Linked DNA regions of Homo sapiens: regions 1 and 2 are each linked to region 3. A link is a loop called in an ENCODE intact Hi-C map of the cell type or tissue named here. Cell type or tissue: psoas muscle. All regions are shown on one strand. Links, peaks and the distances in the headings refer to the core of each region. The heading gives the core; the rest is flanking DNA. Region 1 has its middle 40 kb from the start of FMN1. Region 2 has its middle 17 kb from the start of RYR3-DT. Region 3 overlaps RYR3 (ryanodine receptor 3).

Region 1 (10,116 bases), core at 1,083-9,082, 470 kb after region 3:
ATTTATAATAAAGCTGCTACAAGTATTCTTGTGCATGTCTTTTGATGGATGTATCCTCTCATTTTTCTTGGGTTAGATACCAAGGAATAGAATTTCTAGGTCACAGAGTATATACATCTTTGGTTTACTAGATAAGCTGAACAATTTTCCAAAGTGCCTGTACCAATATCCCCTCCCATAAAAAATGTACAAGAGTTCTAGCTATTCCTCATCCTTACTTTCACTCAGTATTTATAGCCTTTATGATTTTAGCTATTCTGGCAGAAGGGTGTAGTGATGTATACAATTTTGATTTAAAAAACATTTTATTACTCAATAATGATATTTTATGTGCATTTTATTGCTGATTAATAATGATGTCTTACAGCTTTTCACACAGTTTGGAAATTTGAATGTCCTCTTTTGTGACATGTCTTTCGCCTGCATCTGTGAGATGGTTAGTCTTTTTCTAATTGATTTGTAGGAGTTCCTTATTTTTTTCATAAGATCCTTTGTCAAATGTGTGTATTATAGTCTATTCTGAGGCTTTCCTTTTTTACTTTCTTAATGACATTTTGGATAAACAATAGTTATTAATTTAGAAAAAAATCTAATCTGTGAAATGTGTCAATCCATTCTTTTTTGCTTTCTGCCTTTTAGAGGTCATAAAACTACTCTCTGTGGTTTCCCCTAGAATTTTTTATCATTTACCTTTTACTCAGGTTTACATTCTTTTGGAATTTATTTTCTTTTCTGTGGTGTGAGGTAGAGATTAAAATTTGTGGGGTTTTTTTTCCATATGGATATCCAATTGATCCAGCACAATTTATTGAAGATACTATTCATTTGCAGTGGTGTCTTATTTTATGTCTGGTGACCATATATGTGTGAGTGTTTCTGGATGCTTTATTCTGTACAATTAGTCTCTGTTCCTATCCTTGTGCCAAAACTACACTAATTATTATAGCTTTATAATTAGTATTGATATGGTAGCTTAAATTCTGCACGATTATCTTGGCTTTCTTGGCCCCTTGAATTTCTATATAAATTTTAAAATCGGTTTTTCAACTTCTACCAAAACAAAAACAAAAAACCTTGCTGAGATGTTGATTGGAGTTACATGGAATCTATAGATAAAGTGAGAGGATAATTAGTATCTAAACAATAATTTTCCATGGCCAGGTGCTGTGGCTCATGCCTGTAATGTCAGTGTTTTGGGAGACTGTGGGGCGGGGGAGGTTCTATTGAGGCCAGGAGATCGAGACTAGCCTGGGCAACATAGCAAGACTCTATCTCTACAAAAAATAAAACAAATTATCTGGGCATGGTTGTGTGTGCCTATAGTCCTAGCTACTCAGGAGGCTGAGGCAGGAGGATGGTTTGAGCCCAGGAGGTTGAGGTAAAAGTGAGATATATTGCACCACTGTATTCCAGCCTGGACCACCGAGTGAGATGCTATCTCAAAAAGAATAATAAAAATAAACAATAGTTTCACACACCATGATATCTTTATCCCTTCGTTTATTTAGATATTTAATTTCTCAAAATAACGTTTTACAGTTTTCTGTGTGGTGTTCTTATACACTTTCCATCAGATTTATTCCTAGGTATTTAATATTTTTAATGCAACTGTGAATGCTGTGTTAATTTGATTTTCTTTTTTTATTAATATTAAAAATAAAATAGAGACGGTGGCCAGGTGTGGTGGCTCATGCCTGGAATCCCAGCACTTTGGGAAGCTGAGGCAGGTGGATTACCTGAGGTCAGGAGTTCGAGACCAGCCTGACTAACATGGTGAAACTCTGTCTCTACTAAAAATAAAAAAATAAAAAAAATAAAAAAGCCAGGTGTGGTGGCACATGCCTGTAGTCCCAGCTACTTGGGAGGCTGAGGCAGGAGAATTGCTTGAACCCGGGAGGAGGAGGTTATGCCACTGTACTCCAGCCTGGGTGACAGAGCGAAACTCCATCTCAAAAAATAAAAATAAAATAATAAAATAAAATAGAGACAGGGTCCCACTATGTTGCCCAGGCTGGTCTCAAACTCCTGGGCTTAAGCGATCCTCCCACCTTGGCCTCCCAAAGTGCTAGGATTGCAGGTGTGAGCCAACATGCCAGCCTTGATTTTTTAATTGATTACTGTTAGTGCATAGAAATACAATTGGTTTCTATATATTGAACTTGTATCATTAATCTCACTAAATTCACCTATTCTAAAAATTTCTTTTAGCTTCTCAACTATAAATAATAACAATTGTACTTTTTCCTTTTCAGTCTTTATCTTTTTATTTCTTTTTCTTGCTTTATTGAATTATTTGCAAGCATTTGCAGGCATTATTTGCTGGTATTATTTACAGGCATTTCCATTAATGGACTCAATCCTATTGCATAAAATGAAACTTAGGATAACAAAACAAAATAAAACAAATGAACAAACAATGAACAGAAGGTATTGGCGAGTGAATAAAAGCAAGCAGATTCTGGAAGGGATCTGGCACTTGGAAAAAGAGAATGATGGGCATTATTTCCCCTATTTTTATAGTTTCTAGCCTGAAGAAAGACCAAACTGGGTGTGTAAGATGCACCAGCAGAGAAAACCTATAGTCTTTTTGGACTAACAAAATAGAGAATAAAGAGTTTGAGGCAGCCAAAGATACTGGGGAAAAAGTAGAGAGTCAGACATGGGGAGTTCCTAAATCTGTGTCTAAACTATACCTGAATCTCTGACTGGACTTCCAAACCATGCATGCTCAGGGCAATGTGTGAGCAGCCCAGCTGAGGACATAAGACCACAACTGAAACTTGAGCTGCCACCAAGACACAAACTGCAGTTTGAATCCAACATCAGGGTTATATCCAGCTTAGTTTTCATTGATTGTCTTCTTTTAAAAATGAATCACATTTTCCTGGTTCTTTATAAGTTTAGCAATTATGGATTTTAAATGTTGAGCATTGTGAATGTTAGTAAGAGTCTAGGATATGAATCGTAGATACCGCGTAACTTAGGAAAGCACCTTTCATCAGCCTCTCAGATTATGTTACCTAATTCTTGGCTCTGATCTCTTACCTAGATCCAAAGCCCAGGATGACTCCTCTCAAACAGTGAAACCGGGATCAATTTTGGCAGACACCACCCAAAGAAACATGGCCAGTTTTTCCTATTCCAAACCTGGGTTTTCCTCTATCCCTTCCCTCTCCTAGCTTCTCTCTCTCTCTCTCTCTCTCTCTCTCTCTCTCTCTCTCTCTCTCTCTCCCTCCTCTTTAATAATCCTATAATTAGGAAATAATGAGGTTTAGTTCCTACCCCACACCATGGAAGCTAGGAGGTGGCAGAGCCAGAATTCAAACCCAGGCATCCTGACTCCAGGGTCTCTGCTATTCTGCCTCTCTGTGAACACACGAAAAGCCATAGCTGTGATTTTTCATTGCTTCCCACAGGAGAGGACCACCATTAAGAAACAGGAGAGAAGGTGTTGGTACAAGTAAGCGGAAGAATCTTGCTTTTACCTAGCCTAGACCACATTTCACTCTACACATTACCTGATAAGGGCCAAAAGAACAAGAATAAACACATCATCCACTGATCAGAATACATAAGGCAGCCCCAAATTTCTCCCAACCATTCTTACTTTTCTCAATGCAGAATTATAACACCAGAGTTAAACAGCAGCTATAAATAGCTGGAGAAATGTGTGGCTATTTCTGAGAAATTTGGGATAAAGATGTAGGTTGCATTTAACTTTTAATTTTCATTCTTATGATCCTAGGTATAGCACCTTTCCATTTTTTCAAGTCCTGAGCTTGATTACCTCTGTGATATTCCTTGTTGGGAAAAAAGTTCAGAGTGCATTAATTTTCTTAGTTATCTTCATGCTTAGAAATTTTAGAAAAAAGATCCTTAAACTCTCTGTGCCTTTGCTTTTTTAATTTTTGAAACAAGAATATTGACCCTGAAGAGCTTCAAGTGGCACTTTAATAAAAAGCCCCATTCCCTACTTTCCCCTATCAACTTTGCCTGAAGAAAGCAATTCACCAGCCATTTATGACTGTGAGGTTTGCCTTTCACTGCTTGACCTCGGGCTGTCTTTTTTCTCATGCAAATAATGAACATCTCTTTGCAGGTATTTCCAGTATCTCACCTTCATGGTCTTAGTCTTTATTAGGTTGCTGGCTTATGTGATTTTCCACCTGCAGTACATAAACCCAGATCTTCTCGTGGATGTCCTGCCCCTGGTGCTGAGCAGGGGCACCTTGGAGAGTCTGAGGAAGGTCTCACATCCCTTCCTCACTCTAGCAGTGGAAGAAGCACTACCACACTAGTCTGGGGTGACCTGGGGGCATCACCCCACACCTGAGTGGAGGTGACCGTGGCTGTGGCCCCATGTTGGGGATGGCCAGGAAGGATGTGGAAGCCTTTGACTCAGAGCCGCTACTTGACATCTGAGTTTTTCATTTCATTCTTTCCCTGCTTTCCCTCTGGAATGTCTCTCTTTCAAATAAAGAATATGTTTGACGAGAGTCCACAGTGTTGGTCTGTGAATTTAGTCTGTGAGTCCTGGGACCCCTCACTAGGTATTCACAAGTTCCACCTTTTGCTGTTGAGAAAAGCTGCACTTAAGGCGAGATAACAAAAACTCCCCTCAGGACTTCCATTCTCTGCTCTATATTTTTAAAAACTTAAACCATCGTATACTTACCCTACCTGGGTGTGGTGGCACGCACCTGTAATCCCAGCTACTCGGGAGGCTGAGGAGGGAGTATTGCTTGAACTGGGGAGGCAGAGGTTGCAGTGAGCCGAGATTGCGCCACTGCACTCCAGCCTGGGTGACAGAGTGAGACGTCTCAATAATAATAATAATAATAATAATAATGATAATAGTAATAATAATAATAATGTGTTCATTTGTTAGATTCTCCAGTCTCTTTGTGGTGTACATAAGGGCACTTAAATTAGGAACCACTGGGGTGGATAGAAAGCTTTTCCTCTTCTACTGTTTTAACAACACATTATCTCCCCTACAAGCTTATTTTATTTTATATCATGCTATGTCTTATAAGATTAAGATGTGGAAAAAAACTGATCTTTTTCATTTAAACGGGTGGTTACTCATTCTTAAATGAGAAGAAAAGTATCCTAAAATTCAGGTGCAATTAAAAGCAGCGTATAAAACCAGAAAGTGCTTGAGATACAGCCAAACACAAATGTGTACCTACCTATCCTTCAATCCCAGTTCAAATGTCCTCACTCCCATATGGCTGCCTCTGCCCCCTTCTCACTGAAGACAGCCTCTTTTGCCTTCCAGAAGCTCCTGAAACCTTCTCTGGGCATCCCATACTGCCCTGTCCACTTCTGCCTCACAGTGTCATCACTGGGTGCCTTGACCTTGGGGCTGATGGCCCCTTTATTTCTGTATCATCCCACATGTTCCCTTCACACAGTATGTTCACAAAGTAGGATTTAGCAAAAGAGGGAATGATTCCTTGAGTAATCTGTATTTCTTTCCCTGAGCACTTGGAGGGTCACAATTGGAACCGTGAGCCTAGACCCTGTATTGTGAAAGCTCACACTTTTGCAGGGACAGCCACACGGAGCCTGGATGGTGCAGAGGGAAGGGAAGTAGAAGAATGTGGCACAAAACCCGAGGTCATCTAGCCGGCTGGTGGCATCTCCATGGTTACCAAAGTGGTGGAGATGCCTTTCTTTGCCTGTTTCTTCTGCCTACACATTCCCTACACTCTTACTTTCTAGTGACCTTCTCTCCTTTAGAAACCTTTATTGATGTAGGTTTTAATTGAATTTCACTTGGACAGCATCCGGGCAGAAGAAACACACTGTATGTTTACTTTGGCTGTAGACATGGCCCTGTCTCAGGTTTTCTTTCTGAGGTCTGGGGAAGAAGAGAGTGAATGATCTCAGAACAAGGTATCTATAAAATGAAAAACTGGCCAATATCACCCTCTCGTGGCCAACTGAAAGCCTTTTGCATTTCAAGTGGCTTCACCCAAAGGAGTGATTAACAAATTGAAGCAAGAAAGAGGGATCGGATGTCACCATTGGATAATTTTCTCTATGTGTTCTAATAAGTCCAATTAGTCTTCATTCATCTATTAATTCATTCATTCAACGAATACTTACTGAGCATCTTCCTTGGGCTAGGCAGTGTTCTAAGTGCTGGGATATAGCAATGAACACAACAGACAAAAATCTCTGCTCACATTCTAGTGGATAGAGGCAGACAATAAACACATAATTAAATATGCAAATATTGGATGATGTTAAGTGATATAACAAAGTTCAGCGGGGAAGAGGGAGTGCTGAGGAGAAGCAGTCACAATGTTCATTGAGAGAGTGGCATTATAACAAAGACCAGAATGAGATGAAGGATTCAGCCGGTGGTAGATGAAGAGACAGCAAAGACATGGTCTTGAGGTTGGAGGGTGCCCGTGATGCTGAGGTTCCTTTGCAGATTCCCTGCTCACACTTCTGTAATGGTCCCTTCATTAAAGTCTCTTCATCGGAATCCTCCAAGTTGAATTCTGGTTCTGCTAGGACAGGACCCTGGCTGATACATTGTCCACTGGCCAGAACGTGTCCTAGGCCACAGGGCTTCAGTGGTTGGGTGACTCTAAGACTACAGGTCTATGTGAGAAGAATGGCTGTGGCTGGCCTAGAGAAGTATCCCATTCCCATCCCGTCACACAATTCCTCATCAACTCGTAGAACACTCAGGCTCTCCTCTACCACCTAGCCCTCCCTGCAGACACAACCCTAGACAAACATGGGCCTATCCCAACGTCTAAACCTGGCTAGAAAGCAGCAGCTTGGGCTAATATGGACTAGGTAGCCCCTTACAGTCAGCCATCTAGTGGGGATTTGAAACCTTGAAACTGCTAGAAATTCATGTTGCTGACACACAGTTGCTTTTGCTGCCCCCAGAGAGCCTGCCTCCAATAGGAAGCTGGCTTCAGAAGGGCCTGAATGGCATTCTTAAATCTTGGAAGCAGAAGAGTGATGGCTGCTTCTTTAAAAAATAATAATTTTTTTTTTTTGAGACAAAGCCTTGCTCTGTCACCCAGGCTAAAGTATAGTGGCGTGACCACAGCTCACTGCATCCTCAACCTCCCAGGCCCAAGCAATGCTCCCACCTCAGCCCCCTGTGCTGGGAAGATTGCTTAAGCCCAGGAGTTTGAGACCAGTCTGGGCAACGTAACGGAAACCTGTCTCTATTTTATTTTATTTTATTTTATTTATTTTTGAGATGGAGTCTCACTCTGTTGCCCAGGCTGGAATGCAGTGGCGTGATCTCAGCTCAATGCAACCTCCACCCGCCGAGGGTTCAAGCGATTCTCTTGCCTCAGCCTCCCGAGTAACTGGGACCACAGGCACGTGCCACCATGCCCAGCTAATTCTTTCTGTTTTTTGTAGAGACGGGTCTTCCTGCTGCCCAGGCAGGTCTTGAACTCCTGGCCTTAAATGATCCTCCCACCTCAGCCTCCCAAACTACTGGGATTACAGTCGTGAGCCACCACGCCTGGCCGCCACTGCTTTAACTGAGCAGTGCTGAGCTAGGGATCTGATTTCCAGTCACAGGGAGCTCACCACTCCCAAACTATCCATCTGTTTCTGAAAGGTTTTAACAAAATAATATAAAGCACGTAGCACAAGCAGCATGTAGTGCTATTCAACCAACACAAGCTTTCTTTTCCTTTGCTTTTATCTACTAATTAATCTTAGTGTTATTTTATAAAGTGACACAGAAAAATGACTGCCTCCTTCATATTTTAGTCACTAAAATTGAACAGCCTTCTGTTCTCCAAAATGAACATTCCCAAGTCCTTTCAGTTCATATGGCATAACTTTTAGATTGTGTGTTATCTTATTTATCCTTCCCTGGAACCCTACAGAGCTAAACGGAATACAGTACTATAGATGATGTCTGCCTGGTGAAGTACGGTAGCCCTATTCTCCTTTTATTCTGAACATTATGCCTTTATTAATGCTTTCTAAGATTTTGCTAGCGATTTTGGCAGCTGTTTCACACAAAGATATGGGCTTGGAGTCCACCAAGATTCCTAACCCTTTTGAACATAAATTCTTCTTACTCTACATCTCCTCTGTTTTGTATTTGTAAAGATTTTTAAAACTATGCTACGCACAGGACTTTCCACTTGCTGAGTTAAATTTCATTTTGTTGGTTTGGGTGCTTCATTTTATTTTGTTGCAATGCTTCAAAACCCAGATTCTATGAAGGAATTCATCAGCTCACTTAGTGACCTGGTAGAGTGGAAATTGCTCAAGTTTGGATGCAGAGAGGCTTGGCTGTGACATCTCCTTTGGCCTTGTACTAATTGTTGACCTCAGGCAGCTAGTTAACTCTTCCCTTAAAGTAGTTAATAATATAATACTCTCCCCCAGGGAGAGTGTTACAACAGGGCAATTCTTTCAGTATTCTGAAATGGAATTTCTTTGGGTGTGAAGGCTCAAATTCAATTAAATGAATTAGGCTTCTCTATCTTATTACCTATCTTAAAACGTAATTACCTGTTAACTGTTTTGGACTATCCTTTTTATCATGCTGGAGATCAATTTCCTTAACAGAGAAGGCTGATGTGAAATAGGACTCTTATCTGTCAACATTATAGCCTTTGCTCTAGGAATTGGCCTATCCCTTTCACTTCTTATTCCAAAGTACCTTTTTAAAAAATTCCACTCAATATCTCTTGGCAAGTTCCAGTGTTGTCTGGAAAAAAGCACTGAACAGGAGTCAAGCCTTAGACTCTAGTTTTAGCAATTTTGTTATTTATTTGATTTTATACAAGCCATATACCCTCTCTGGGCCTGGGGTTGACTTCCAGGTGATTTCTAAAATCATTCATGCTGACATTGATTCTATGAACCAGTTCATTTAGGTCCTTGGGTGAGTAAGAACCAACCTCTTCCTAATGTTCTCTAAGACCCCCAGGTTTCAGCCTTCCCAGCAATCTTAGCCTCTTTCCCAGAGGATTCCTCTGGAAGCCTGGAATTGCTTATGCCACTTTTTCTTGTCAAGAGTCTCAGCAGTAGTGTTTCTTAAGAATGAGTTAAGGCCGTGCGTGGTGGCTCACGCCTGTAATCCCAGCACTTTGGGAGACCAAGGCAGGTGGATCACTTGAGGCCAGGAGTTCAAGACCAGCCTGGCCAACATGGTGAAACCCTGTCTCTACTAAAAGTACAAAAATTAGCCAGGATGGTGGTGCATGCCTATAATCCCAGCTACTTGGGAGGCTGAGGCAGGAGAATCGCTTGAACCAGGAGGCAGAGGTTGCAGTGAGCCAAGATCAATCATGCCACTGCACTCCAGCCTGGGCAACAGAATGAGACTCCATCCCCCCTGCCCCCCGAAAAAAAGAGTGAGTTAAGACCTTCCATATAAAGGCTTAGTTTAGTAAATATTTATGGAGTTTCTACTATGTACCAGACACTGCAACGCATGAATGCAGTGCAGTGAAGGGGTGGGGGGGGGGGGGTGGGGAAGAGCAGTTTAAGAATGAGTAAGGAATCATGCCCTCAAAACCTCTTCATTTTGTGGCAGATCCCAGCTCTCAATATCAAGGTTAGAGGTAACTCTGAAGCTTCTCTGAGGTATAAATGCTGACTTAGTAGGGGCCCAGAACTATTGATGCCCACACTTCTTGGTCATCTACTGTATTGCAGACATTGTGTTAGATAGGTCATACGATCTCCATTTCACAGTTAGGAGAGTAGCCTAAAATTATCAATCTGGTAAGCAGCAGAGACAGGACTCATGGGCCACCTCTGGCCTCCCCCAGAACATTTGCCTTTCGTACTCAGGTGTAATAAAGACCTTTGAAGTCAGCAGTATTAACCTACTACTCAGAACCATTGAATCAGTAAGTGTAGTCAGTTATTTTCCATCACTTATTTTCCTGTCTCCTCTGTAATTTGTTCAAAGATAGTATAGGGACCCAAAATCCTTCTATTCATTGTCGTAAATTTTACTTTGGAGCCCAATTATTCTTCTAGTTTAATAATTCCCATTAAAGATTTTAAAAAGCTTTGGATAAATGCTTTATTAAAGCATCACAGGCCATTTATACCTTAGTATGAGTAAAAAATGGAAGGGCTGGGTTCCATAGG
Region 2 (10,116 bases), core at 1,430-9,429, 410 kb after region 3:
CTTGGGTAAAAATCACAAAGTGATAAAAAGAACAAATGGGAAAAGATATCTGTGGAAGATATTTTCCAAATACTTTGGAAATCTTTTTGAATATTCTGGGCTCAGCAAGGCACTGGGCTCTCAGGGGCCATCTATGTACGAGGACATTGCCATTCCAAGATTAGAATTGCATGAAGCTAGCAGAAGCTTGGGAAGCTGATGTTGAAAATTTAAGACTAAATCCCTAAGAGGCAGCATTTATTCTTAATTGCCCAGCAGTAACATTGTGCTTTTCTCTAGAAGGATATACACGGTGATCTTTCTCTGAACTTTGAATGATAATAGTAGAGCAGTATCTGTAGTAGTAGTAGTATTAAGTTAACATTTCCTGTGTGCCAGGCACTATTCTGGTTACATGTATTAAGTCATTTAGTCCAATAGCCCTATGCGGTCAGTATTATTATTACTGTCCACGTTTTACAAATGAGTTAACTGAGGCACAGAACTCAAGTCATTTGCCATCCTTGGTTCCTTATCACATGGGCCGCTCCATAAGGTGACTTACAACATAGCAGCTTGCTTCACTAAAACAAGTACATGGGAAGATTCAGACAGACAGAGAGTGAAAGCAAGATGCAAACCTAATTGCAGAAGTGATATCACATCACTCTGCCATATTGTATTCATAAGAAGCAAATCATTAGCCTCAGCCCACACTAACAGTGATGAGATAACACAAAGGGCATGAATATCAAGAGGTGGAGTTCACTGGGACCATCCTAAAGGATTCCTTCCGCACGGTCTGACGACAGAGCTCGAGACCTTGACCAAAAGAAGAGACAGGTCACATTTTCCCTAGGCAAACTTGCAAGAACCAAACCTGTCTCAACAGAGAGTGCAGGAATGGGGAAGCTGTATCCCAGAGGCCAGCTCCAGCTAGGATTTAAAGTTAGTAAGTTTCCAGTCACTTGAGCTCCAAGAGTTATATTTTCCTACCTGGCAAACTCAGACAGCGATTCCATTCAGCACCAAGAATAAGGAAAATGAAGAGTTATGAATAATGATTATTTCTCGAATTCCTAATTTAAAGTTAGTGATAAGAGCAGTTAGACTCCGGAACAGTCACCCTTTCCTCTCTGTTCCTGTCCCTGGGCCTCACCCCTCTCTAATTTTGCATGTCTCTCTGTGGCAGTTTCCAGGCTTTCCTTGTCTCTCTTCCTTCCATTCCCCACCTCTTGACCAGCTTTCTCTTTCTATCTTACTGCTCTGTATTTTTCTTTTCATTTTTTAGTCCCTAGGTGTTGAATTTTTTTAATTTATAAAACATTTTAGGGAAGGAGAAGTTGAAAAATTTACAATAAAGTAATGCACTCGTCAGTTTTATGTCTCATCTTGGCTAAGCTATGATCTCCAGTTATTCAACCAAGCACTAATCCAGGCATGTCGTGAAAGCATCTTGTAGATGTGATTAATATCTACTATCAGTCAATTTAAGGTAAAGGAGATTATCCTGGATAATCTGGGTGGGCCTGATCTAATTAGTTGAAACTGAGGTTTCTCTGCAGAAGCAGATATTTTGCCTGAAGGCTGCAACATCGTCTCCTGCCCAGGAGTTTCCAGCTTGCCCTTCTTGACAGCTAACTGGCCCTACAGATTTGTACATGCCTAGCCTCCCTGTTGCATAATTTCTTGCAGTAAATCGGTATGTGTGTGTGGGGTGTGTGTGTGTGTGTGTATTCTGTTGAGTCCTGAATGACACAGCAGGCAGGAATATCCAATAGTTCTGATAGTGGTCTTTATACTGATAGGGAGAAGGAGGCATATTTTCATTTTAAAAGAATTGAATAACTAGAAGAAGTGAATTTTCTCATTTGAGTTTTCAAAGATACTATTTTTCCCCAGATGAGAATTCCAGATATCCCTCAAGTCATTCCACGCTGGCCACCTCTAGTTTGGCCTGAATTAGGCCTTGATAATATCCTCTTTAGACTTTTTCTGCCACTCCATACAATCAACACTTGCTTATCCTATTTTCCATTCTCTCAGGAAACTACTGACTAATCAATTGTTCTATTATTCTCTCTTATTCACAGTTATGTTCCTAGCTCCAAGTCTTGCACATTTATGTCACTTAATACAAGTTTATTTAAAGGATGATCAATAAATCTGAATTTAAATTGGAGCATTCAGTGTCTTCATCCAAAGATTAAACTAATCATCAGGCTCTTGCACCGTGAGGAGCCAGTGAAAGGGAGATAATTTGGGGCAGGAGGACCTCATCATGCTTCTCAAATCCTGCCATTCAGGTAGCTGCCTTGTAGGGCACCCAGAGTCATACCACATCTCTATATTTTTACCAATACATGGTCATAGGCTGATGTTAAGCCATGCAAGCTGCCTGTGCCCACACCCTACATAATGATAACTGGTCTCAAAGTGTGGCCTGAGGACCTCTAGGGGTCTCTGTGACACTTCCAGGAAGTTGGCTAGATCCTCCTTTTCCAACTACATACCCAGGTGAAGCATATTTTCTTTATATACTTGAATCAAAACAACATGTCACAACAGATTATAATTGAAGAAGAAGATAGAGTTGTGCTGTCTTTTATTAGGCCATTCAATACAATATTTTTTAAAAATCTAAAACAATGACATTTTTCTCACTAATCTGGGGGAACAATGCAGTCATTTTTCATAAAATACATGTGGATGTATTATCATTATTTTAAAATAACTTATAAGTAAATATTTTAAGTGATCTGTTTTAATCTTTCTTTTTTTTTTTTTTTTTTTTTTTTTTTTTGAGACGGAGTCTCGCTCTGTCACCCAGGCTGGAGTGCAGTGGTGCGATCTCGGCTCACTGCAAGCTCCACCTCCTGGGTTCATGCCATTCTCCTGCCTCAGCCTCCCGAGTAGCTGGGACTACAGGTGCCCGCCACCACGCCCGGCTAATTCTTTGTATTTTTAGTACAGACGGGTTTCACCGTGTTGGCCAGGATGGTCTCAATCTCCTGACCTCATGATCCACCCGCCTCGGCCTCCCAAAGTGTTGGGATTACAGGCGTGAGCCACCGCGCCCGGCCTGTTTTAATCTTTAATGTGGTAAATATTATTAGATGTAATCCACATAAACAAAAGCTCTTTGGGTTCTCAACAATTTTTAAGAGTCCAAGGAATCCTAAGAGCAAAAAGCTTGTTGAGTAACCACTGTTGTATACCATTGATTATGGTCTTGCTGAAACAAAAAGCAAAATGTGCCTTTATGGGTGACTGGCCCCAGGAATTGGGAACAGCTTAGAGTGGCCATGGAACCTCGAGTCCTCTCCTTCTTGCTAATGGCTAAATTCACACCAGAAGCCATGTTGTGTATATATTTTTTTATCTTCTACAGAATCCAGCAAGACTTTGAATGCCGGATACATACTCTGTAGGTATGGATTGATTGATATCTATTAATCTTCAATTGTATAAAATGTATTAATTTAGAATAAGGGGGCATCTGTCTTACAGCTCAAGAAGATTAATGTCCACCTCAAGGCTAAAACCTGAGCAGTTTGGAATACCCACCCTCCCACAGCCATTGCAGCTGTCATGTGAGTTCACTTGGTGAGAGATACAGACAGGAGAAACGTCCATGCACCATTCAAGCTGGAACCTGTTCTCTGCAGCCTGGTGCCTTTCATTGGTCCATAGAACCACAAAGCCCATCAGATTCTGGAATTTTCCTTCAGTTAGAGAAACTGGCAGGATATGAAACCTATTTTTACAGCATAAGTTCTTCAGTGAAGATTTATGACTGGTGAATAGAACCCAATGTGTCCTATCTGTGTACATGCTCTATTCTAGTACACTGTTCAAGTCCTGACTAGAGTATGGTTACAAATGCTGATTCAAAGCTCATCTCTATAGCTTACCAGCTGTGAGAACTTGAGCAAATTTCCTATACTCGACCGGCCTCAACTTCCCTATCTGTAAAATGGGAATAACAGTAATACTACCTGAAAAGGTTGTGGTGAAAATTAAATGATATAATGTATACCAAGTACTTATTTAGCGTGGGTGCCTGACACAGCAAAAGATCTGAAAAAATGTTAACTACTTTTTTGTGTTAGGCAGAATCATGGGGCTGGAAAGAGACTTTCTGTTCTTATTTGGTAGTTAATATTTAATATGCTACGCTCTAGAGAGACCAATTATTTGCCACTGCCCTTGCTAAGAATGGGAATGGAAAAAGCAGATCATGTCTTGCTTCTTTTTCATCCTCATCGACAGCCCAAAGAATGAAAATAGAAGGAGGAAAAGAATCTCTTATTCACTAAAGAAAATATGCCTCCACTTTGACCGTCTGCTGTGTGTGAGTTTGCGACAATCCCCTACTATCCAACAAGATTGTGTTTGTGTTTTAACAGGAGCTTCTCTCGCTAGAGCAGAAAGGACACAGCATTGGCCGGGCAGCATGTTTGTTTGTTTGCCCTGAGTCCTGGGGCAGCTAGTTATCTTGGGCAGAGTTAGTTTTCGGGTCTGGAGCCAGGAAAACACACTCCTTAATGCCCACATATTTGCAGTGCGACACATAGCTTGGAAGCTTGTCACACCTATTGCAACCGCTGCGTGACCTGTCTCCCAGGAAAGATTGTCTCCATGAGATATTCTTAGGGATGAATGCGGTGAGAAACGTGTACACCACTCGGGACAGCAGCCACATAACTTCAGAGGTTCGTCCGCTCACAGGCCCCTGCGGTCTGGGCTGTGCCGGTGGTCTGCCTAGGAAACTGCCTTCAGTACGCAGGGGACTGTGAGTTGCCCAGTAGCTGCATTTGAGAATCAAAGCACCGATTTCAGGCAGCGATAGGCTGTTTGTCTGGAGACGGGCGTGGAGACTCTGCTTTCATGTTCGCCTGCTGAAGGAATAGAAGGCAGGATGAACTCAGACTGAATGGCTGGCTCTGATATGTGTTTGAATGAAAACCAAAGTAAACACCACCATTTCACCAATGGCACACAGATGGACTCCTGCTTGACGCCACGAGAGGAAAACTAAAAATGAAATCAGCCAGAATAACTATTTTTGTTATTAGTTATAATGATTTTAAAACAAGCAATTCTATTGTTTTAAAAGAGAGCATCAAAATAACAGGAAAATTGGAAAGAAAGTAGCAATGTTATATAATGTCTGAAAATAAGCTAAAAAGAATGCACATGATTTCAGTGGAAGAATAAAAGTCCAAGGAAAGGATATAACAAAACTTTTTGTATGTGTCACAAGCTGCTCCCATCACTACTGAAGACAAAAGAGGAGAAAGTGGGTTTGTACTATACTGCTAGGAATTTGGGTTAGACCATGAGAGCACAGTTGCTATAATAACAGTGGGGAAGCGAACAGGGACAGTAATGGGATGATGCCTCATGAGGGTCCCTGTGTGTTTGGAGTGGCTCAGGGCCTCCTTTCCATCTTAGGCAGTGAGTTACAAATATTGCAGTGCGTTACTTTCTACATAATTATTTAACCTAAAGAAACACTTAAATGATGACCACCGCCTGCAATGAGGCAATAGCAAGGATTAAAAATAGCCAAGGCAAGGCATTAAAATATCAGGTAGCAAACAGTTAATATATGTCCTTAATGAATGAAACAAGTTTTTCGGAAGCAAGAAACTATGACTAGGAAGACTTGGAAAATTGTAGGCTTGTGTGTGCTGATTCTAATTTTCCATTGTATATGTTCTTGTTTGTAATTCCTTTCCCGCCCCTCAACCATTTAGGGCTCACTCTAGATTTTAACCCCTCCGGAGTCTCACACTTCCACATAATTAGGTTAGGTCGCCCTCTGGTGGCACAGAGCTAATCTATCTTCTGATAAAGCCTGTGTATCCTCTGCAATGCCTTAGATTTGAGCTAATTAAATATTCTGTTGGCGCTATCATATGTTGCAAATACAAACTGATACTTTTTAATGGAATGAAGAAACACTAAAGACCTAATTACAGTTTCTGTTTCATTTCTTGTAAAGACTTCAGGAAGCAATTTGGGATCTTGAAGAACCTAAGTAATATTCACTGTACTGTTCTATCAGAAATATGTCATTAATAGGGATTCTGTGTTACTGAGATTGATAGCATGTTTGATAAATACGCTTTCATTGTTAATGGCAAATAAAACACTCTGGCTTATAAAAAGATGACCTCAGCCAGGACAATCTTCATAAACCTACTTGAAATGGACTTGAAAAATAAAAAGGGCCAATAATCACTGCAAATATACAGGAGGTGAGAAAAAATTTTAATAAGTGAATAATTGAATTTTGAAAATTGTCCAAGCAACAGGCTTAATCAGCAGGCAGGGTGCTAGTGCTGATACCGTCTATCTAGCTCTGTGGTCTTGGATTCCATTAGATGTACCAATAGCCTTAAGCTAGATTTACGATTTTTTCTTAAACTACCTACAATGTTACTTGTAACCCAAAGAATCTCAATTAATAAATGCTCTCCAGAAGACTACAATCAGCAGAGACCCAATAATATATACATATACATTATAAAGGCAATTTAAACAACAAATAGCCAGGAAGACTTCCTCAATTATTCGGAATACATTGGGAAACATGGCAGAAGTGAGCATCAGATTTAACATGTAATAGGCACAGCTATGAGGAGAGAGGCTGATATTTAATCTCAAGCTCAGATTTTGAGGAAAAGGGCTGTGATGGATCTGGCTTTGGTCAGGAGCTCACCCTGCTATTACTGTAGCTGTGAATAGGGTAAATCAGGTGGGATTTGGGGCTGCAGCACGTAACCCAACAGATGTGAACTGCGAGGACAAATTCATATCAATCCTAGGGGGAATAAAGGAATAGTATCTTGCTTTAAGCCCTGACAAACATGTGTTTATGCTACTTCTGCTACTGTTAATAATTAATAGTGAAGTTGGTATTTTTTCTCACATTGAAATTAGGCAGTATAACTAAAGCCATATTATTGAGTTAATGTATTCTAACCCATGCCACAAAAAGATTTTATGGCCCTGTGAAGATTTCTTACAAAGAATATGGCATAGTAAAAAAAATTAATCTCAGATAAAAATGCATCTGAGCCTTCAATGTCAGCTATAAAATTCCATAATTTGAAAAAAAGTTAAATTTTAATAGAAGGATTTGAGACAGGAACAAATATCATTAACAAAATACTGTTTTACTGTTTTTGCCTAACATTTGTACGTTTCCAGCGTCTTTAAATTACACATTTACTATTTCCTCTAACACTGCAGGTAGTCGGATCCTTAGTTAATGTTCGTTTCATTAATTGGAGAAAGAAATTGAAGGATTTCTCAAGATCACATAAAATCTCTTAGAGAAGTCCACATGGTTTTTGTTTGATCCATCTATTCATCTATCCATCCATCCATTCATCCATCCATCCATACATTCATACATTTATTCATCAGATGCCTATTGAGCAAGTCTGTATAATATGTATGTACTGTTACAAGGGTAGCAAAGGTGAATTAGATATAATATCCCTGTATTCAAGGAGCTTGCAATATAGTAGGACCAATAAGACATGTATAAATTTAGAAAATAGGCTGACATGGGTGCTTTATACATTAACAGGATTGGAATTTCAGAAGCTAAAGGGATCTTACAGATTATGTAGTCCAATCTATCTCAAGAGTACATAAATATTCTGTAGAATATCTAGTATCCAAGAATTGTTCCTAACACTCTTAAAAAATATAGCATATATATAATCTGTATGATATAAATATAAAAGTATATATTATAAATTATATATAATTACATATTATATTTTTTAATTATACATATAAAATGATGGACTATTATCTATAAAAACAGTCATTTGCATTTGAATAGTTCTTATTGAGAGGAAATTTCTCTTATACTAAGCAAAAATCTTTACTTAATTTAATCTCTACTTAGAAAGCTATGCTATTTCTAACATTTTTTTCTATAACAGGTATTCACATATTGAACTCGTGTAGCCCTGGGTTATCCATTTTCCAGAAGAGGGCCTGAAAATCTTTCTGCATTCTGGTTTGCTTTCTGTAGAGGAACTAAATTTGTATGATTCTTAAATGTGATGCCTGAATTGGATCTATCTATTTAGAGTGTAATGGAGTCGCTTCCTCTCATGATATTTATTATACTGTACTCGTGAATTATGCAAAAGCATGTGCTTTTCTTGCAGCTATAACACGCTGATAGCTTGTCTTATACTTGAAGTCAACTAAAGCCTCAGGCCCTGCTGCTGCAGCCATCATCCTAGCCAAAGAGAGCATGGTGTGTGGTGGGAGGAGAGAGGGGGCAGGACAGGGCTAGTCGAGGAAATGCCTTTCGTCCTTGCTGGGTCTCAGGAACAGAAGCTGGGCATGTGGGCAGAGGAGTAAACAGGCCAGTCCTTGTCCTGGGTTTGGGGGCCCAGGCTAAGGAGAAAATAAAGAAGGAACTCCAATTTGAGGGTAGGCCCAAAAGCAACCGAGAACTAAAAACTTATTATCTGAGGAGCAAGTCAAGATAAATATTAACAGCCAAAGTGAAATGGCTTCAATAAGGGATAGACAAGGATAAAAAAGCAGGTTTCAGAGGTGGAATTCAGAAAAGTAACTTGAAGCAATTTTAGATCTTGTATGGGCTCACTCCTAGAGGAGGACCAAGCCTGTTCCAGCATCTTCAGACACTTAATCAACATTCACTATGTGCCACGGCCTGGCTAAGCACTGGATATAAAAGATGAAGAAGAACTGGCCCCAGTTGTTAGAGATCTCACAGCCTCCTCTGGGAGACGGATACAGGCCATATACCTATTCCGTAATGTGTTCACTACAAGGAGGAGGAACACATTGAGCTACAGAAGAAAAGCAAATAGCACAGGCTGGGTTGTCAAATTAGGCTCTGGGGAGGAGACTGAGTCTTACAGCATGGGGAGGAGTTAGGCAGATGAAAGCAGTGGGGAAGGAATATCTTCGTGGAAGAGAAAAGTCAAGTCAAAGCCAGAGAATGAGAAGCAGCATGATGTAAAAAGGAGTTACTTATAGTTCAGTGCTGCTGGATTGCCAAGTGTTGATCACTATGGTAATATATTTTTTCTTTTCCTGTACTTGAGAAGTTACCTTTAGAAACTAAGTAAAGGTCTTTACATTTATTGATTGTAATATGTATATTACTTGTCTTGCCCTTTCATAGTAGTCTTAGAATATTCTCAAAGTATTAAAGGATTATATTTACTACTTCCCAAGAGCTACAGATCATCTGAAAACCTGATAAACATTCTTTCTCTAGCTTTCTTCTAGCCCTTGAAACAAAAAAGTTGAACAGCACAGCAGCACCAAATCCAGAGCCCTTCAGTATCCTCTAAAGATATTCTGCAAAACTGACATTGACCCCACAGTCAACTGCCCACATACGTGGATGTTTAATTAGCTGACACTCTGCAGTAATGAGAGACAGTTTGGCTATCTATGGTCAGGAATGGCAGGTTAGGACAACTTAGAAAGGATCCTACATAAAAGTATACCTGCCAAAGGAGAGGTCAGGCATCAGAAGACCAATCCACATGTCAGAGCTGAAGGGAACTCAGTTCCAGATACAGGCAGCAGCAATATCTAGAAATTATGGGAACAGACAACAAGCAAGTAGTCAACTGGGCAAGGCAGAGAATGAGGATCACATACCGTAATGGGCTTATTCTAAAAAGTGAAGGGAGCGGAGTGATAGGGATTACAGAGGCAGATATTTAGAAATCCAAGAAACATTTAGCATCAAGGAAACAATCTAGAATCTAAAGCCCCAGCTATGAGTCAAGGGCAGGACTTCAGTTTCTAGGAGAAGCTATAATTAAGATAAAAACATGGGGCTGGAGGTAACAGATGAACACTGAGGCATAGAAGACAAATAAGAACTACACGTAGTCACTAGAACTTGGACACCAAGTGGGGACTTGGTTTCAGGAGCAAGAAAGCCGACTAAAAATACCACACAGAGTCTAAGTTAGACTGGCCACTGTTGTGACCTGGGCTACACCACCTAATAGCCTCTTTCCTTGAGACAGGGCGAGGCTGAGCCTCAGGTTGGGGATCGGGGGCCCCAATGTTGGGAGAGGAGGGTTCCAGGGGCTAGGAATCTGT
Region 3 (10,116 bases), core at 1,322-9,321:
GGGACTGGTGGTGGTCTCTTTGCTTCCAGGTTACCAGACACTTATCACGAGATCTCTGTGCTAGGATCTTACAGAAGATTTTAGATTCTGTTCTACTTTTCAGCAGCTTTCAGGCAAAAAGCCTGGCAAATATACCTTTGATTAAAACGCAGTTGCTATTCTAATTTCACCTTTGATATCTTATGTATACACAGAGAAGAGGAGAATCCACAGTGCTCCAAAATCCTCAAAGTCAGAGATGGTGTTTTTTAAGATTTTTTTTAACCTCCAGGGCCTAGCACATAGTAGCTGTTCAATAAATGTTTGTTCAATGAATCACTTACTTGCTGATGTCAAATATTCTATTTTGCAAGTATAATAAAAATAAGGCCAAACTCAGCAAGAATCTATCACCACACTTTTTCCTTCTTAAACCAGTAAAGATAATATTCTGCTTAGAGTTCAGATTTGATTTTGTCTTTAAAATGTCAGGGAAGCATCAATAAGGGCCAGAATTGGGCAGAGTTTTCAAGATTGCAGGTGCAGACATTTCACAGGCTGCTATAATTGCCCATATGAGAGAGAGAGAGAGAGAGAGAGAGAGAGAGAGAAAGAGTGTGTGTGCATGTGTGTGTGCATATGCGTGTGTGTATGTGTTGGGGTAGGGCTACTGTTCAATCCTAAATGATCTAATTTCTGGCGTGATCAATAGAAGGAAGAAACTCCAGCATACCAGTCCTTTGCTGTTCTTTCCTGTGAACCAAACTTGGGTAATTTCCTGACATTGGGCTGAATAAAGTCTATAGCAGTGTGCTAAGCCACCCCAACTACTTGAAAACGGTGTGGCAAACCTCATCCCCTTTACAGATTTCCCAAAGCGCCCATTTCTTCCCTCTCCAGCTTGCTGGCCTGCGTTAATCACATCTGACTTCTTCCAATGGAGGCTCCATGTCTTTGCTGAGCAACACTGTTTCAAAAGATGAACTGAGGCTGAGAATAGGATATGGAGTTCAAAACCTTGTGGCATTGCCTTGTCCAAAAAGACCCATTCAGCTGCTTTTCACACAAGCATCGGTTATCGTCATACCACCTAAAACACTGAGCTATTTATTGTCATCTAAATGTACGAATAACAGAGTTTGGCTGAGGTCTCTCCCTCTAGATGCAGAGACCATGAATAGACACAGCATTTATGGAAGCTCTCACGACAGGTGGCATGGTGCTTGAGTCTTGTGTGTATGCAGGAGGTGGCTGGTACCCTTCACAACACAGGCCTACAGAGCCTGGAGGAGCAACTTCTAACATTTCCCTCTGGTCTGGTCATTTTCACTTACTCCGTTTGCAGCTGGGATTGCTTATTAAAGTTAACCGTAAGTTATATTGACTGGGACTTCTTTCAGCAGATTTTTTTCTTTCTTTTTTTTTTTTTTTGAGACGGAGTCTCGCTCTGTCACCCAGGCTCCCAGGCTGGAGTGCAGTGGCATGATCTCGGCTCACTGCAACCTCTGCCTCCCGGGATCAAACAATTCTCCTGCCTCAGCCTCCTGAGTAGCTGGGACTATAGGCACCAACCACCATGCCTGGCTAACTTTTGTATTTCTTTTTAGTAGAGATGGGGTTTTGCTATGTTGGCCAGACTGGTCTTGAACTCCTGACCTCAAATGATTCACCTGCCTCGGCCTCCTGAAGTGCTGGGATTACAGGCGTGAGCCACCATGACTGCCCTCTTTTAACAGAATGTTAAAAAGCAAGGTTCTTCTATTATGGTATTATTATGGTATTGGGTTGTTTGATAAACATCATATTTGATAAGGCCAGTAAATAGATTCTTTCCTTGATTCCTGCTTTTAACTTAATGATTTATAAGGGACCCAATGAAGTCCATTGGAAATACTGATTGAATCTGACAAAATAAAAAAAAATGCTTTCACTTAAATTTGTCGCCTCAAAATATTATTGTAAAAATGTCTGATATTTCAAAATACTTTAAAGAACAAAATAAAATGACCAACTCAAAGACAAACCCCTCTGTCATGGGCTAAATTGTCTCCCGCAAATTTCATGTGGAAGCCCTAACCCTCAATATCCCAGAATGTTTCTGTATTTGGATATAGGGGCTGTAAAGAGGTGATTAAGTTAAACTGAGTTGTTGGGGTCATGTCCTTCAAGAGGAGGAAATCTGGACACACAGAGAGATAGCAAGGATACGTGCACACAAAGAAAAGACTACGTGAGGACACAGCAAAACAGTGGCCATCTGCAAGCCAGGAGGTGAAGCCTCAGAAGAAACCAAACCTGCGCACACCTCGATCTTGGACTTCCAGCTTCCAGAACTGTGAGAAAATAAATTTCCGATGTTTATGTCACCCAACCTGTGGTACTTTGTTATGGCAGCCCCAGCAAAGTAATATCCTCTCTGACTACAAGGAAAGTTCCTCCCATTAGAAATATGCTGCACAAACACGGGCGTTTTGTCTGTCTGGTTCATGATAGGCCCTCAGTAATTATCAGTTGAATGCATTTGAAATAGAATTTACTAACTGAAAAATGTCAACGAATTATTGGTGGGTAATTATCATCTCATCTTAATAGATCAGACATGGTTTTGCAGCTTGGCCAATGATTCTCTGCCAAGGCCTGAAACAGCAGAATCTTCGTGAGTGGTAAATCTGTGTTCTGTGTGGCTGCCTCAGCTAGAGGAAGGCCATCTGCTGCCACAATCGTTTAATCAAGACAACCCCTCTCTCTCTTTCCTCACCCTGTCTTCTTTGAGCCACCCCACGTTCACTATGCGACACGAAGAAAAAAATGTGTATTTATTTCTCAATTTTCCCTCTCAGCTTCTCAGATACTAGATTTGCTGGGTTTTCTCATCCTTTTGGCTGCTCCTCTTCCTGTTTTTTGTTGGTGCCTTTTCCTCAGCGACTCCCTTAAATATGCTGGTGGTCCTCAGGGCTCTGGCCTGGCTATGCTTCTTTTCTTGCTCCAGACCAGCCCTTGGAGTCACCTCATGTACCCCCAGCGCTTCAACCACCCTCTGTGTGCTCTATCTGCAGCTCAGAGAGCTCTCCTGAGATATACTGCCAGGTCGTCAATTCCCTACTTGACAATGCCATTTGGGAGCCCTGGGGCCCCTTAAACTTGACAGACCCCAAACTCATCGCCGGCCTCCTCAGATCTGCTCTACCTCCTGCACTCCTTGGAGGAAAACATGGGCTGAACTGATATCTAATTAATGGCTGCAACTTGTCCTGTGATAGATCGGTCCCCTGGCTTCAAACGCTTCTCACACCCACTGCATCAATATTAATTGAAGCCAGCACAGTCTTGGGCTTTGATTACTACCAAAACTCTCCTCCTTGCCTCAAGACTTGTTTCTGTTCAGTTCTTCTTACTGAAACTGGGGTGTTTTCTAAAATATGAATTGTATCGTGTTGCCCCTTTGCCTAATACTCTCCAGTGGTTTCCACCACTCTTGGCTCTACGGTGACCTCCTGTAATAAAATGGGTAGGAGCACTGCCTCCACAGCCCAGCGCTCTCGATGCCTGGCTGTGCCACTGACTAACCGCATGACACTGAGGATGCCACCCAATCTCTTTATGCCTCCACTTCCTTGCCCGTAACTGGCAGGCAACAATGAAAGGGCTTGGTCTGAGGGTCACGTGAGTTCATTTGTGGGAAGCATTCAGAATAAAGCCTGGCACAGTGTATGAGCATGAATTTCTTTTAGTAATAGAAATGGTAGCATAAGTTCAATTCCTCACTGCTTCTGCTGCATTCTCACCACATCCCCCAGGTACTCTGTGCTTCAGTCATACCCAGTCTCCTATTCCCCAGCACGCCATACTCTCCTCTCGGACATGCAAACATCCCTGGCATGCTTCCCCAACAATGCGGCTGATCAGCTTCTACTCATCCCTCAAGTCATGACTGTTTCTGAGTGACCTTCCCAATCCCCTAGTCAGGCTCAGGTGCCCTTTTCCGTGTGCTCCCAAACCCCCTACATAATGATGACCTTTGATTTGTCTTTGACTTGCCCACGTCCCTCCTCTCCACCCCCCTCCCCCTCCAGGTTGCTCTGCTCCACTCAGAAGGTCACACTGTGAATCCTGTCAGCCCTCCGGTCAAGGACATCATTTAAAGAAAGGGATGGGGAAAAGACGTAGTGAGGCCGCCTCAACCAGCTCCACCACCAGGAGCTTCATCCACACTCCCAGCAGAGGGCAGCTCAGTTTGTCTCAGTTACACATGGAAAGGACACTGATTATACAGTATTCTGCCATGTCTCTTCCTTCCATAGGTAGATTTATAAATCTGTAAATTACGCAGAACTTTATTAGGAACCACCGGCATCTGGTAATGTTCCATGTAGACCAACGAGGCTGGGCTTCCACACACGAAGAACACAAATGTCCACATGTCTCTGAAGTTGGCTACCTGTGTTCACAGGAGATCCCTTGGTCATAATCGTTGTGCTGCTACCGGTTACTCACATTCTTTCACACTTTCCCTACAAGCCCACCAAGATGACGATACAGTGACAGAGACTCCATCCGTGGTCTGCTTATCCTTAGCTTAGCTGCACTACAGGCCGAAGAGAACACCACACTGCCACCCCAAGGGCCGGTTACCTTCTCGAGGTCTGGTTCCTCTAAGCTCAGCGCTAACTCATTGTTGTCCATCACAGAGGAAGCTGCCACATCCAGCGGGGTGGATCCCCTCATCGACGGGGAGGCTGAGGGAGGAGGGGAGAATTAGCAAGAAAAGGACAGAGGAAGACACTCAGTGCTGAGCTGAGACTGCAGTGCACGTAAGCGGACAGGAGAGGGCAGCAAACACACTGAAACCTGGCTTACATGACCGTTCTCCAATGGGACAGTCCGCTTGCATTAAGAACAGCTCTATTAGCTATCCTTCCTCCCCACATTCATTGCCGTGAATACGAATTAATACAAAATCGGTTCACACTACCAACCGGGACCATGTATTTCCAAGTGCTTTTCTAACACAAAACTTCTTGAGGCCCCCATATCAGATGCCACTCGACCAACTAAGCCCAGTGGAACCTGTATATTTCTGGGGCTACCACCTAGAGTTTAAAAATAGCATCAAACAGCATTAGCTCATATAGTTTCACCAGGTCACCAATGTTGTTTTTGACTTGTTTGTTTGGTTCTCAGGCTAGAATTAAGAAAAACTTCAGGTGGCATTTTACAAAAAGGTTAGTAGCCTGAGGTTGCATTTGAGAAATAAAAACCCGTGAAACTTCAGTTTTCAAGTGCAAGTATTTGTGTATTACACACATTCATTTCGTTTATACCCAGAACAGTGAGTAAGGCATATGCAGTGACTTGCTTTTCTAGTGGTAGTGGTGGATTTACACTGTTTATCCACGATTGCTCTTGGCCAGTCTGCCTCCCCGCTAAGGAAAGCACTTGCTGGGAGGTTGATGGACAGGTATGCAGCCTGCAGCCAGCCTGCCAAGACGAGATCCGATCCATGACCTTGGTCTCATCAGCACTGCTCCCTGGTCAGTTGAGTGGGCTGGGAAGAGCTGTGCCCCCAGACTATACCTGCAATCCCAGGGGCATTTTGTAAACCATGGGCCACTGGTCCCAAGAGAGATGAGGTAAAACTGTACGACTATGCCAACACTAAACTGTCACCAATCTTGGCTGGTAGCAACATCTCTACTTCTGTTGGAGAACGTTCTTGTGGCATCGTTACTTCAATTGTTTTAAATCAGGCAGAGTCTCTTCTAGTATTTACAAATATCACAGCGTGCATGTGGCTCCTTTCCCTGTATTTTCCTAAGTGGTCAAAAGGGGGAGTGTAACCTTCGAGTTTGGATGTGGAAGTTACAAGAAGACTTACGCACCTAGGCCAACACTGCTATTCTCCAGAAGATAACTCAGATGCTCAAACATGGCCTTCTGATTTTGCCGGCTAATTCGACAGAAATAGCAAAGGAAACGGCAGCAGCTAGCAACCATCTTTGGAAATGCAATCTGTAGGGAGAAGTAGAAAGTGTCAGACAAAAGAATCTATCATGAGGCCTTTCTGAAAACTCTGACCTCAGAGTCTTAAGTGGGTAAAGTGTGAACACTTGGAAAAATGAACTTTCTCCTTCCATTTTTTTTCTCAAGACTTATTCATAGGAGTTATAGTTCCTGAAATATCTTTCCTCCAAGAGAAATAGATGTCAAACAAGAATCCCAATCATCCTCGGAAGTCATGTGAAATTGCATGACCTTCTACCAGGCTATTGTTTCCAAGTAGGAAGGGAGTGGACAGAATTCAGAGACAGAGAGAGATGAGAGAGAGAGAGAGGAGAGAGAGTGAGTGAGATGAGAGAGAGAGGAGAGACAGAGAGGAGAGAAAGTGAGGAGAGAAAGTGAGGAAAGAGTGAGGAGAGAAAGAGGAGAGAGTGAGGAGGGGGGAGAGAGAGAAAGGGGGGGAGAGAGAGAGAGAGAGACAGACAGACAGACAGACAGACACAGGTGATCGTAGACACATAAGGCCCACCAGTATATCAAAGCCCAAGTGCCCTGGGTCAAGGCTGGCCTCTACAGTTACGCAAGTCTGAAAGGCATCGCTCTCTGAGTCTTCCCTGACTACTTTTGTCATTGATAATTGCTCTTCTATGGGATTCCATAGCACTTGTAATTTGATTCATGCAGTCTAGCATGAAGATGCCATCTTACATTACTGTTGATTGTACTTGGCTTTTCTACTTAACAAAGTAACCAGCATCTCTAGGTTGGGCCAAATCTTAGTTTTGATCCTACAGTGCTCAATAAATGGTGCCAGTGTTAACCTTGCTCGGGATCCTAAGACAACCTTGATTTCCTCCTTTAATATCACAGAGGATGCTCTAAGCAATAAGGTTCAGAAACTTGTAGTCTATCTGCTCGCTGAGGCATCCAGACATGTGCTCAGGGATCTTCTGGAGAGATTTCACTTTCCCAAGAGATCAGAAGGAAGCCCATGAGGAACGTGACCCTGGCTTCTGTTCCTTCTACACACCCACCCCCTCCCCAGTAGCACTGATGAAACTGCACCAGAAATCATCCCTTCCTAGGACCCTGGCACTCTGGAATTTCCAACATTTGAAGCCATACCCGATCTACTGCCTGTGGAAGCAGTTTAACCGTGAGGAGGTCCCCAGCCCAGCTGGGATAAATGTCCAGTTGTGTCCTATCCCCACAACTCTCCCCTTAGCAACAGGAGCTCCCCCTGATGCGGGCTCCTTATGAGGGAGCTGGCAAGGAAACCTGGCTTCTTCAGGAGTTCGGTTGACAGAGGAAACATCAACACTTCTGGGGAAACACTGCCAGGATCACTATTGAGATCTTGTTCTCCTTTAGAACAGCCTTCTCCTGACTCAGCACAAAACACACCAGGCTCCTAAGTGGAAGTGAGTGATTCCATCTTGGAAAGAGCAGGGCTGCCGAATACGGGAAGTAAACTTAGCAACTGAATAGCCCAGTGGGATTAATGAAGAAAGTCTCCAAGCTTCAAGAGCTCTTACACAATGGGATTCCGTCCAGCAGCATTATCCCATCGCTTGGCTCCTTCTTGGCACTGTGCCTATCCCTTCCTCTCCCTGGAAGAGAAACTGAGGCAAGGGACACCAGCCACGTGGCTCTGAACAAGTCACCTCGTGCTCCTGCCTCAAGGGACAAGTTCTGGCTAGGTTCTCCTTTTAGCATTACCTGAGATTTCTCTGTACCCAACACGTTCACCATCACCTCCATCACCGTCTCGTGCATGCCCAGGACTCTCATGAGGTTGGGATGCTGGTAAAACACCTTGTTGTTCATTATGTCTCTAGGATAAGGATCAGAGAGAGTCTTCAGCACCTGCTTATTTATATGCTATGAAAATTCAGGGATGAGAACACACAAACACACGAGAGGGCAAAATAATATGAAAGTAACAGGCTGAAAAGATAATAAGAAAGCACTAGTTCAGCTGGAATATATGTGGAGGGCCATTTTAGCTGACTGAAATATTCTGTGCTCCTCTATTTCTAAGTACTTGCTTTTTCTCTTTGAAACATTTCTTTCTGATGACCTATTAAACATCCCTTGTTTTATTTTTTCTTGTAATAATTTTAGATATCAATGAAGCTTTTGGACAATAGTCTTTAAAAACTCACGACATTAAGATGTAAGAACAATTACATCTTTAAGTCATCCAATATAAATTCACAGAGTAAAGCTGCATGCAAATCAAAATACAGAAACAGCCTGGTAATTTGCTGTGTACTCCCTTGCTGGGTGGTTACTTTCTGGCTGCCCATTCCCCTTCTCTTGAGGGTTGCAGGAAACACCACCTCCAATTGCCAGTTTTTACTTCTGCTATGTCTACTACGAAGGCTGGGGAGAGAATAATTATCTAACTGTATTGTCTTCCCATAAAAGTCGCTTCATTTATGTAAGATTTCTCTTTGGAAATGAGTTTGACGAATGAGTGCATTTCCCTCCAAGGATCCTGAAGGTCCCTTTCCTGCACCTTGGTGATGCTCCTTTGGTATGCTGGCTCAAGGGTGGTAGGATGAAAAGTTAGGTAGGAGGTTGTCTGTAGGTCTAGTTCTTGATTCTAATAAAGTAAAACTGTAGGCTGGTTAGTGAATCTTTTTGGGCCTTGGTGTTCTCATCTGCAAAACAGAAGTGCTACCCTACGTGATTATAGGAAACCCTTTTGATGTCTAAAATGCTATGAATTTTTTTTGACTACATGGCTTCTAAGGGAGAGCCATGAGCTACTGTTAAGGGGAAAGTTATCTCAATGAACTAACAAAAACGACTCTAGGTTAGTCCTGAGAAAAGGGAGAGATCAGGTGGCAATTTTTCAGAGGGAAGTTTCGGAAGATTTCGAGTCAAAAGCTCAGGTGCTCAGATCATTTCTGTCTTGGGTTGAACACACCGTCCCTTCCTCCAGATGTTTTCATGGGCTCCCTGGGGCTATTTTCAAAAGATTAAAATCAAGTAACTGCTTTTCCCCAAGACTCCTCCATACTTTTAGCAATGCCTTTCACTGTGAGTAGTTGGGTCTCTCAGGTTGCAAAGGATATGACTCCATGAGGAGTGAAATTGGAATCAGTTCACACAAAGATTTAATATGATTTGATTCCACTATATCTCTATATCAAGGTAAGTCAGTTTTCCCACTTAAAGCTCCTAGAGAGAACAGCACGTAACCGTGAATCACCTACCCCAGCCCATTGATCATGAGCAACTCCTCTTCCTTGCCCATCCTGACACTGAGGAGGGAGCGGATTTGGCCCAGGGCAGCCAGCAGGTTGATGGTGTCGCTTACAGAGGTGTGGCTGATGGTGTAGGTCTTCCGCAGCGCCTGCAGCAGCTCCCCAATGCTGTCATACTGCCTCCGGAGGAGGTTGAACATCATTCGGACCAGCTCTGAATCCTGGATCTGGTCCTCCTGGGCCCAGCAGATCATCGTCTGTGAGATGAGTTCCTTCAATGTTGCTGGAAGGACAACAGGAGGGAGCAGGACTGTGGCTGTCATGGCTCAGGGAGAGCTGGGTGTTTCAGCCACTTCATGCAAATAGAAGACACATCATTGGTTGAGGTTACAAAATTCTTATTATAGGCAATGTGCAGTGGCTCATGCCTATAATCCTAGCAATTTGGGAGGCTGAGGCTGAAGGATTTCTTGAGCCTAGCAGTTTGAGACCAGCCTGGGCCACAAAGCGAGACCCTGTTGCTACCAAAAAAAAAAAAAAAAAAAAAAAAAAAGCTGGGTGTGGTTGCACACGCCTGTAGTCAGCTGCTTGGGAGGCTGAGGTGGGAGGACTGCTTGAGCCTTGGAGGTTGAGGGTGCGGTAAGCCACCACTGCATCACTGCACTGCAGCCTGGGCAACAGAGTGAGACTCTGTCTCAAAAAAAAAAATTTTTTTTTTGTATTTTAAGGGTGGGTTATGACATGCACAGAAGTAGAATATATCATCAAAAGACAAATAAACCGGCTATATAACAATAAAAGAATATCCCAATTATGAGTTGAGGGTGCTAACTATTCTATTTTGATTAAACAATACTTGCATCCACACTGGGCTGAGAGAACAGATCTAAAGGCTTTACAACGGGACATCTGAGCATCATCCTAA

What was found. Peaks named below come from ENCODE experiments on the same cell type or tissue, not always from the same donor. Only the 100,000 strongest peaks of a DNase experiment are listed, where the experiment ranks them.
Region 1: a loop joins it to region 3, with 2.6 times the contacts of the local background. A loop is called at or near these places in 45 of 110 quality-filtered maps.
Region 2: a loop joins it to region 3, with 4 times the contacts of the local background. A loop is called at or near these places in 87 of 110 quality-filtered maps.

The regions. Positions count from the first base shown.
Region 1 is chr15:33,229,932-33,240,047 of GRCh38, reverse strand. It overlaps the pseudogene TMCO5B. Among named protein-coding and RNA genes, the nearest start is that of FMN1, 40 kb to the right of the region's middle. RefSeq lists a silencer at 1,654-1,823. In psoas muscle, for the core only: a CTCF peak has its summit at 5,952 (motif pointing left); no DNase peak of the experiment used is centred there.
Region 2 is chr15:33,288,591-33,298,706 of GRCh38, reverse strand. No RefSeq gene overlaps it. Among named protein-coding and RNA genes, the nearest start is that of RYR3-DT, 17 kb to the left of the region's middle. In psoas muscle, for the core only: a CTCF peak has its summit at 5,807 (motif pointing left); no DNase peak of the experiment used is centred there; H3K4me3 peaks cover 1,320 bases; H3K27ac peaks cover 1,594 bases.
Region 3 is chr15:33,695,576-33,705,691 of GRCh38, reverse strand. It overlaps RYR3 (ryanodine receptor 3), which reads right to left. Exons shown (of 104, transcript NM_001036.6): 39 at 9,201-9,474; 40 at 7,696-7,810; 41 at 5,859-5,988; 42 at 4,612-4,715. Among named protein-coding and RNA genes, the nearest start is that of CHRM5, 270 kb to the left of the region's middle. In psoas muscle, for the core only: CTCF peaks have their summits at 4,778 (motif pointing right) and 5,812; a DNase peak (open chromatin) is centred at 4,781; H3K4me3 peaks cover 346 bases; H3K27ac peaks cover 307 bases.